Regions from separate parts of the Homo sapiens genome. Here region 2 is linked to region 1. A link is an interaction called in ENCODE POLR2A ChIA-PET data of the cell type or tissue named here. Cell type or tissue: GM12878. All regions are shown on one strand. Links, peaks and the distances in the headings refer to the core of each region. The heading gives the core; the rest is flanking DNA.

The links. ChIA-PET counts read pairs that join two places held together with the same protein. Peaks named below come from ENCODE experiments on the same cell type or tissue, not always from the same donor. Only the 100,000 strongest peaks of a DNase experiment are listed, where the experiment ranks them.
Region 2: POLR2A ChIA-PET joins it to region 1 with 5 read pairs; 2 of 35 experiments call an interaction of 5 or more read pairs at or near these places.

The regions. Positions count from the first base shown.
Region 1 is chr9:35,070,101-35,074,211 of GRCh38, forward strand. It overlaps VCP (valosin containing protein), which reads right to left and starts at 2,525. Exons shown (of 17, transcript NM_007126.5): 1 at 2,237-2,525. The coding sequence starts at 2,253. FANCG (FA complementation group G) reads right to left here. Exons shown (of 14, transcript NM_004629.2): 14 at 3,739-4,111. The coding sequence ends at 4,008. RefSeq lists a silencer at 1,603-2,232 and enhancers at 2,633-2,682, 2,883-3,022, 3,043-3,092. In GM12878, for the core only: CTCF peaks have their summits at 2,048 and 2,448 (motif pointing right); a DNase peak (open chromatin) is centred at 2,671; H3K4me3 peaks cover 1,318 bases; H3K27ac peaks cover 2,144 bases.
Region 2 is chr9:33,295,281-33,299,391 of GRCh38, forward strand. It overlaps NFX1 (nuclear transcription factor, X-box binding 1), which reads left to right. Exons shown (of 24, transcript NM_002504.6): 2 at 1-147. Among named protein-coding and RNA genes, the nearest start is that of NFX1, 6.8 kb to the left of the region's middle. In GM12878, for the core only: no CTCF peak of the experiment used is centred there; a DNase peak (open chromatin) is centred at 2,371; H3K4me3 peaks cover 2,500 bases; H3K27ac peaks cover 2,310 bases.

The DNA.
Region 1 (4,111 bases), core at 1,612-4,111:
GTAGGCCTTCTGCTAACCCTCACACATAGGCTGCATTTTTAACCACTGCCTCTAAACTAGTTTCTAACGACAGTTTCCTCTGCTCAAATTTGCTTCCCCCATTCCAAAAGTCTGCCACTCCAGGCACAATGCTGCTGAGTAGGCAGACTCTTCCAATGCTTATCAACACACTAGAGGCCAAGCATGCTCAATGTGACAGTTGAGAGCAATGTAAACCCACGAGCTCTCCCACTCCTGTCCCATCAAAATACTCTTCCAGGGACTGCCCATCTTCTTGCTTGACTTATAGAACTGGGACTGGAGAAAAATAAAACGCCAGATGCCTCTAGTCACCATAGTTTTTTATTTTTTGAAACGGAGTCTCCCTCTGTTGCCCAGGCTGGAGTGCAGTGGCGCGATCTCCCTCACTGCAATCTCTGCCTCCCTGGGTTCAAGTGATTCTCCTGTCTCAGCCTCCAGAGTGGCTGGGACTACAGGTGTGCACCATCACCATGCCTGGCTACTTTTTGCATTTTAATAGAGATGGGGTTTCTCCATGTTGCCCGGGCTGGTCTCAAACTCCTGACCTCAAGTGATCTGCCTGCCTCGGCCTCCCAAAATGCTGGGATTACAGGCCTGAGCCACTGTGCCCGGTCAATAGTTTGTATTTTAATCTCAAAGCTGTATCCTAGGAAAACCTCCATTCTGCCTACCATCCCGGACTCTGGCTCTGGAGATGAGTGGTATGCCCTTTTCTTAAGGTAAAGCCTCTAATTCCCCATCTACCTACTGAGATCAGATGTGGTAATCTCTAAAAGACTGAATTTGGCCTGACCATGGGCCAACAGCAGTTCTGGACACTCTTTGGGGCAATCCTCCATTGTCTTCTGTATAAGTCAATCCCTTTCCAGAACTGCACAGGGGACTCCACGGGACTTGGAAGGGTTTCAGCTAAGAGTCATCAAGGTGACCAAGAGGTTAGAAACAGCTGATGATGCCAGGTTCCAAGAATTTTAGATTTTTACTTTTGAAAATAAGAGGCTGACTGCATATAAACCAAAAGAATACTTTCAGAATAAGTGACTCTTTTAAATAAGCAACTGAGTAATACTTTATCCGAATTCAGAAACTTGAGAAAAAGGAACACACCTCAAAAAACTAATCTCTTCAAGGAAGGAAGGTAATTTGCATAGAGTTTCCTTGGGCTGGCTGTGTTTTTTTTTTTTTTTTTTTTTTTTTTTTTGCCTCTAAAAGCTCTCTATTCTAAATTGAATGGGCTGAGGTAGCCAAGTTTTATCTAACGCTTTCCTAAGGATGGAGGTGGGGTCAGAAAGCCCCAGAGCCCGGGTAATTTCTCAATATAGCTGGTTGGGGAAAGGAGTGCGCGCACGTTTGTGTTTTTGAAGAGTTAGTGCAACTCTAAACTGCACACCACGAAACCTGGAAATCTGGAAAGGCGCACAAAACACGAACTGAGATTCCAACTTTAGCAAGAACCTAAAATGTTAAAGAAAAATTCCTTTCTCCCCACCCACGAGTCATAACATTAAGGAAAACTGGCTCAAACTTTCTAGTATGAACAACAGGCCTAAAGTAAGAAGACCAGAAGCGAAAGGTAGGGCTCGCCCTCTCCCTAACAGTCCTTCACGACTCAGGTCACACACAGAGGATGCCCACCTCCGGCCCCGCCGACCCGGCTCCAAAAAGGCGGCTGTGAGCTTCCCTGAGCTCGGCGGGCCTTCCCCGACCCCGGGCTCCGCCTCGGTGGCAGAGCTCCTGAGGCCTTCACATGGCGCAAAGTCCACGCCCACCGGGCCCGGCTGGGGCCTCGGGCTCGCGGGGCCTGCTCTCTCCGGGGACCAAAGGCTTTCGGCGGGTGGTAGGCCGGACGGCAGACTGGCGCCCCAAAGCCCCGGGGCGCCGCGCCGGCGGAGTGGGCCGGAAGACCTGGCCAGGCCCAGACGTCCGTTCTAAGGGAGCCAATCGGGCGGGCCGGGGCCTGCATGACACAGCACGATCCGGCCCAGGCTCCGACCCGGACCCAACGCAAGCCCCGCCTAGGGGGCGCGCGGGTGCGCAGCTGGCCCCAGCCGGGCCTGCCGGGTCCACGGCCCCTCACTCGCCCCCTAGCTTCCCTTCCCTCTTTCCTGGTCTCCACCTCTCTGACGCGCCCACGGCCAGGCCCCGCCGGGCCTACCCTGCGCGGCTGGTCCCGGTGCGCGCCGCCGCAGCAAGCGAACGGCGCGCGCACACTCACTCGGCTCCAGAAGCCATGGCGCGCGCCTCTCCCGGCCGGCGGCTGTGGCGGCCCGCGGGTAACGGCTACGAGCGGTGGCAAGCGACCGACTGGGCCGGGGCTCGGCTCTTCCAGGCGGTGGGCGAGCAGCGGCGACAAACCCGCAAGCGGCTTCCCTCTCGCTTCCTCCCACCGGCAGCGAGGCGTCGGGCGAACAACGCTGGCTCCTGATCCGCGAGGTGGCAGTGGCAGTGGCAGCGGCAGCGGCAGCGACGACTCAAACGACGGTCGCAGACGCTTCGCTGAGACTGAGCCGAGAAGAGCCGAATCATCGGAAGGGAAGCTGCTCCCACCTCAGCCAATCAGCGCCTGCCCTGCGGACTCTCGCCCGCCTCTCCGCGCCTCTCCCCAGCAACCCGCAGATCACAGCCAATCAGGAAATTCGCTTGCGGCCTGGCTCCCGCCTCAGTGATGCGACACGCCTAGTAACGCCACGTCAATTGGCCGCAACGCTACGCTTCCTCGACGGATTGGAATTCTCAGCCAATCAACGAAAGGAATAGGGCGAGATCGATTAGTGAAAGGAGACCCTTTAATCCCTTAGAGGCGGACTCTCCCACTTGGCTCCAGTTCATTGGCTCCGGAGTTTATCCTCCTGGAAGAACGTGGCACAATAGACTGAACCCTTGTATTAGTCTAGTCCTATTGTGGTAACCCATACACCCATCTTCTCCCAAAACCTGGAGATCTTCTAAGACGCCATCACCACCCTGACACTTCTTGCTCCTTCTCAACGCTGCCTCCAACCACCCCTACTCTGAACTTTCTGACTAGCACCCCACTCCTACCCCATTGTCACTGCACCCTCTGGTAACCCCAATCCCACAGCCTTTGCAGTTTCTCAGCGCTTGTGCCTTTCTTCCTCCCGTCATTAATATTAATACCTTATAATAAGGCACTCAAATCCAGAGAAGTCAAAGGGCAACCACAGAACACACAGCCAATTCAGTAGAACCCAAATTAGCAAGAAAACTGCATATGCTGGGACTTGAAAATCCTTGGGCCCCAAATAACAGGGGTCCCTGTTAGTAGTCAACAGGCAGCTGTTGGTGATATGCTGACTCAATTCACCTTTCACCCTGTACCCACACAGACACATTTGACTAAGACGAGTCGAATTTCTAGAATTTGGAATTAGGAAGGGAGTGAAGAGTTACTCTGAGAGAAACCTGCCTGTCTCTAAGTAACAGGTACCTGCCCTTGTCCTGAGAGGCCTATCTAGACCACCCTTCAGACCCAACTCCACTCATTGTCACTGTCCTGGGCTTTGGGGCTCTGCATTCAGGCAATGTGAAGGACTAAAGCCACTGCCTCCAAAGTGAGGATTCCTGTAGCCCTTTCCTCATACCCAGACTTCAAGTTCATAAGGTAGACGATGTCAGGAAAGGGCATCATAGACAACTAGCACTCAACTAGACGGTCACAAGCCTTCCCACGCAAGTATATGTAGTAGGCAGACGAGATAAATATGAAATTTTACTCGACAACAGAAAAGGAGAAACAGGAAAAAAGGTGCCTCGAGCAAAGTCAATGACTTGGTGGTGGCAGAGATTGTTTCCTCCAAAACGAGAATGGTAGTAACTAGGGCAAATTTCACAGGCCTACCACCAATCTCACCAGTCCAGGAATTATATAGGAATGGTCACATTCCTAATGATGGTGAAGCAGAAAGCCCTCCCCACAGAGAGACAGCCCACTGGGGACCCAGCTCAAGCTCTTCAAAACGTGGCAGCTACAGGTCACAAGACTTTGGCAGAGATGTCCGAAATTCTTCAAGGAAGGCGTCACGATCAGAGGGACGGATCCAGCTCAAATAGCTTTCTAGGTACAGGGGGA
Region 2 (4,111 bases), core at 810-3,309, 1.8 Mb before region 1:
ACAGTGAGAACTTGGCAGTCATCAACAAGTCTTCCAGGAGGGTTGACCAAGAGAAATGCACTGTACGGAGGCAGGATCCTCAAGTAGTATCTCCTTTCTCCCGAGGCAAACAGAACCATGTGCTAAAGAATGTGGAAACGCACACAGGTAAACCTACCTAGATAGGAAATATTTTGTTGTCTTTTTAATTTAAATTTTTAAATAAGTCATATATTCACATAATTTAGAAAGCAGAAAGTATGGAAAGTTACACTGTAAAAAGTCTCAATCTTTATTCACTGTCTGCCTAAGTTCTACCACCACTCGCTGCTCCCTGCCCCAATAGGTAACCACTTAGTTTTATGCATATCACAAGCAAATACAAATAAGAATTCTTTTTCTTTTCCAAATGAGGAATTTTGTAAGGGTTTTCAAAAATGCAAATACGGGTGGTGTAGATGTCTGGTTACAAGATTTTTTTTGAGTTGTGAAAACAAGTGGTGGGTGGTAACATCTCTGCTGCCTCTTTTGGTTTCATCCTGCATCATCTAATCTGCCTCATCTGGTCTGCTTAGTTGCAGCAGTTCCTAACTGGTCTTATCATCTCTTAATTTCTCTCTTTCAGTTCACCTCTTAAACCAGCATCAGAGAGCAATCTTTATAAAACACATATTTTATTTATTTGTTTTTTTGAGAGGAGTCTCACTGTTGCCCAGGCTAGAGTGCAGTGGTGCGATCCCAGCTCACTGCAACTCCTCCTGGGTTCAGATGATTCTCCTGCATCAGCCTCCCGAGTAGCTGGGATTACAGGCGCCCGCCACCATGCTTGGCTGATTTTTGTATTTTTAGTAGAAATGGGGTTTCACCATGTTGGCCAGGCTAGTCTCAAACTTCTGACCTCGGGTGATCCGCCTCGGCTTCCCAAAGTGCTGAGATTACAGGCGTGAGCCACTGCGCCCTGCCTAAAACACACATTAAACTGTGTCACTCCTCTGCTTAATTCCGTTTACTGCTTCTGCCTTACTCAACAGTCCCATCTTCTGCTGCCTCAATATCTACCACATTTTATTCCCTGGATTCTACACTTTTTTGTCTTTGCATGGTGTTGCATGTGGCTCCCTCTCTTTAGAATTTCTGTCACTCAGTTCGCTGACGAAGTCTTACTCATTTTTCAAAAGCTACTTTAGGCCAGGCATGGTGGCTCACACCTGTAATTCCTGCACTTGGGGAGGCTGAGGTGAGAGGATCACTTGAACACAGGTGTTCAAGACCAGCCTGGGCAACATAAGGAGACCCTGTCACTACAAAAGAATTAAAATAAAAAAATTAGCCAGGCATGTTAGCACATGCCTGTAGTCCCAGACACTCAGGAAGCTGAAGTGAGAGGATCACTTGAGCCCAGGAGATCGAGGCTGCAGTGAGCTATTGTACTCCAGCCTGGATAACAGAGCAAGACCCTGTTTTGCGGGGGGAAAAAAGTTACTTTAGTCACATGTCCAGGGAACCTTTTCTCACCTTTATAGATAGCGTTAATCTCTTACAGCCCTCACGCTTATGTCTTTCTCTTAAATTTGCATGCTTCTATTACAGAACTTACACTGGAAACCATAATTTATTTATGCTTCATTGTCCTCCACTAGTCTGTAAGCTCCTTAAAAACAGACACTGTATATTTCTTTTCTTTTTTTGTGACCCTGCTGCCCCACACAGCTCTTGAAACATAGTAGGTACTCAGTTCTGACCATTAAAAAGTTCATCCTTATATTGAACTGAAAGCTTCTTTCCTTTCCTTCCTATCCTTTGGTTCAAGTTTTATCCTCCGGAGCAGCATAGTAACTAGTCTGTCTTCTCACAGCTCCCCCTCTCCTTACTGCAAATCAGCTTTTTGCAGTATTCGAAGACATCTATCATTTTGCCCTAAGTGTATATTTCATCAAGCTGAATAGTTTTATTCTGCTAGCTCTTCCTCCTGGACCTTCACTATCTTAATCCCTCTCCAGTTTAATGTGAGATACAGCCCAACCCTTGAAGCCACCATCTACCCAGGGCCTGTTTTTACACCAGCCTATAGTTCTAGTTTCTTGCTTTATCAGGATTATTCTTGGAACCTCAATGTATATGTGAAGCAAAGCAATGTTATACCAGAGTTGTTACTGAATCCTTAAGGCTGGTTAATAATTACCTCTTGCTTTATAGTGAATTATCACAATGTAGTGGCTTATGATAACACACATTTACTATGCCACTGTTTCTGTGGGTCAGATGAATGGGTCCTGGTTAGCTGGGTTCTCTGCTCAGTGTCTCCAAATTTGGCTAGGCATGTGATCTCATCTGAGGCTCAGGGTTCTCTTTCAGTCACTGGTTGTTGGTAGGATTCAGTTCCTTACAGATGTAGGACTGAGGTTCCTGTTTTCTTGCTGGCTGTTGGCCAGGGGTGTCTCTCTCAGCTCCTAGAGGCCACCTGTGTTTCCCTGCCACATGACTCTGTACACAACATGATAGTTTGCTTCTTTGAGGCCTGCGGGAAAGCAGCTGCTGCCACTTCAGATCTCTCTGACTTCTGTTTGATTTTCAACTCTTTTAAAATGGCTTACTTGATTAAGTCAGGCCCACCCATACTCAAGGGGAGGAGATTATATAGGGTATGCATACCAGGGAGGTGGGAATCTGGAAGACCATCTTAGAATTCTATTTAACAAATCTCTTGGGGCCTTAACATTCTCACATTATTCATATCATTTTTGAGAACACTTCATTCATATTTGTTGCATAAATACTATATACCAAGCACTGTTCTAGGTACAGGGAATGCTGATGGAATTTACATTCTGGTAGGGAAGACAGGCAGAAAGCACTTAGATATTTAATATGTCAGGTGGTGATAAGGACTAAAAAGAAATATTAAGAAGGTTAAGAAGACAGAGTGACAAGAGTGCTATTTTACATAGGTTGACCTCTTTGATAAGGAGACATTTGAACAGAGACAAGAATGAAGTACAGAAATGCACCATGTGGCTAGCTTGAGAAAGAGCATTCTAGGCAGAGGGAGGAGCAAATTTAGATGTGGGGAGGGGTATTATAGGCAATGAAGATAGGGGCAGGAAAGGTGGTCAGAGAAATAGCAAGGGCTGGATCATGTGAGTCCCTTGGATTTGGTTCTGAGTAAGATGAGAGGCTGCTGGAAGGTCCTGGGAAGAGGGATGTCATGAACTTACATTCTAAAATAATCACTTAGGGTCTGGATGTGGTGGCTCACATCTGTAATCCCAGCACTTTGGAAGGCCAAGGCAGAAGGATTGCTTAAGCCCAGGAGTTCAAGACCTGCCTGGACAACTTAATGAGACCCCATCTCTGCAAAAGGCAAAAAAATAAAAATTAGCTGGACGTGGTGGCACATGCCTATAGTCCCAGCTACTCAAGAGGTTGAACTAGGAGGATCGCTTGAGCCCAGTGGGTCAAGGCTGCAGTAAGTAGTGGTTGTGCCACTGCACTCTAGCCTGGGTGACAGAATAAGAACCTGTCTCAAAAAAAAAAATATTATTAAGCTGCTGTGTGGAGAATAGGCTCTAAGAAGGCAACAGGACAAGTTAGGAGGCTATTGCAGTTGTTCAGGTAGGAGATGATGGAGACTTAGACTGGAGTAATAGTGTGGAAAAGGTAACAATTGGATAGATTTTGGATGTATTTGGAAGGAAGATTTTATGCCTGAGCAACTTAAAAGAATGGAATTGGCATTTACTGAAGTGTCAAAGCCTAGTAGAGAAAAAGGTGTTTGTCTGTAAAATGTTTCAGTTTGGAATAATTTCAGATTTATAGAAAAGTTGCAAAGATAGTTCAAAGAATTCCCATATATCTTTCACCCAACTTCCTCTAATGTTAACGTCTTACATAACCAGACTGCCTTTGTTAAAACTAAGAAATTAGCACTGGTATAATCATATTAACTAAACTACAGATGTTATTCAGATTTCACCAGTTTTTCTGCCAATGTCCTTTTTCTGTTTGAGGACCCAATCCAGGATACCACGTTGCATTTAGTCATGTCTCCTGAGTCTCCTACCATCTCTGACAGTTTCTTCATCTTTCCTTTTTGGAAAAGATGTTTCTGCTCTTGTTTTATTTACTTCTTATT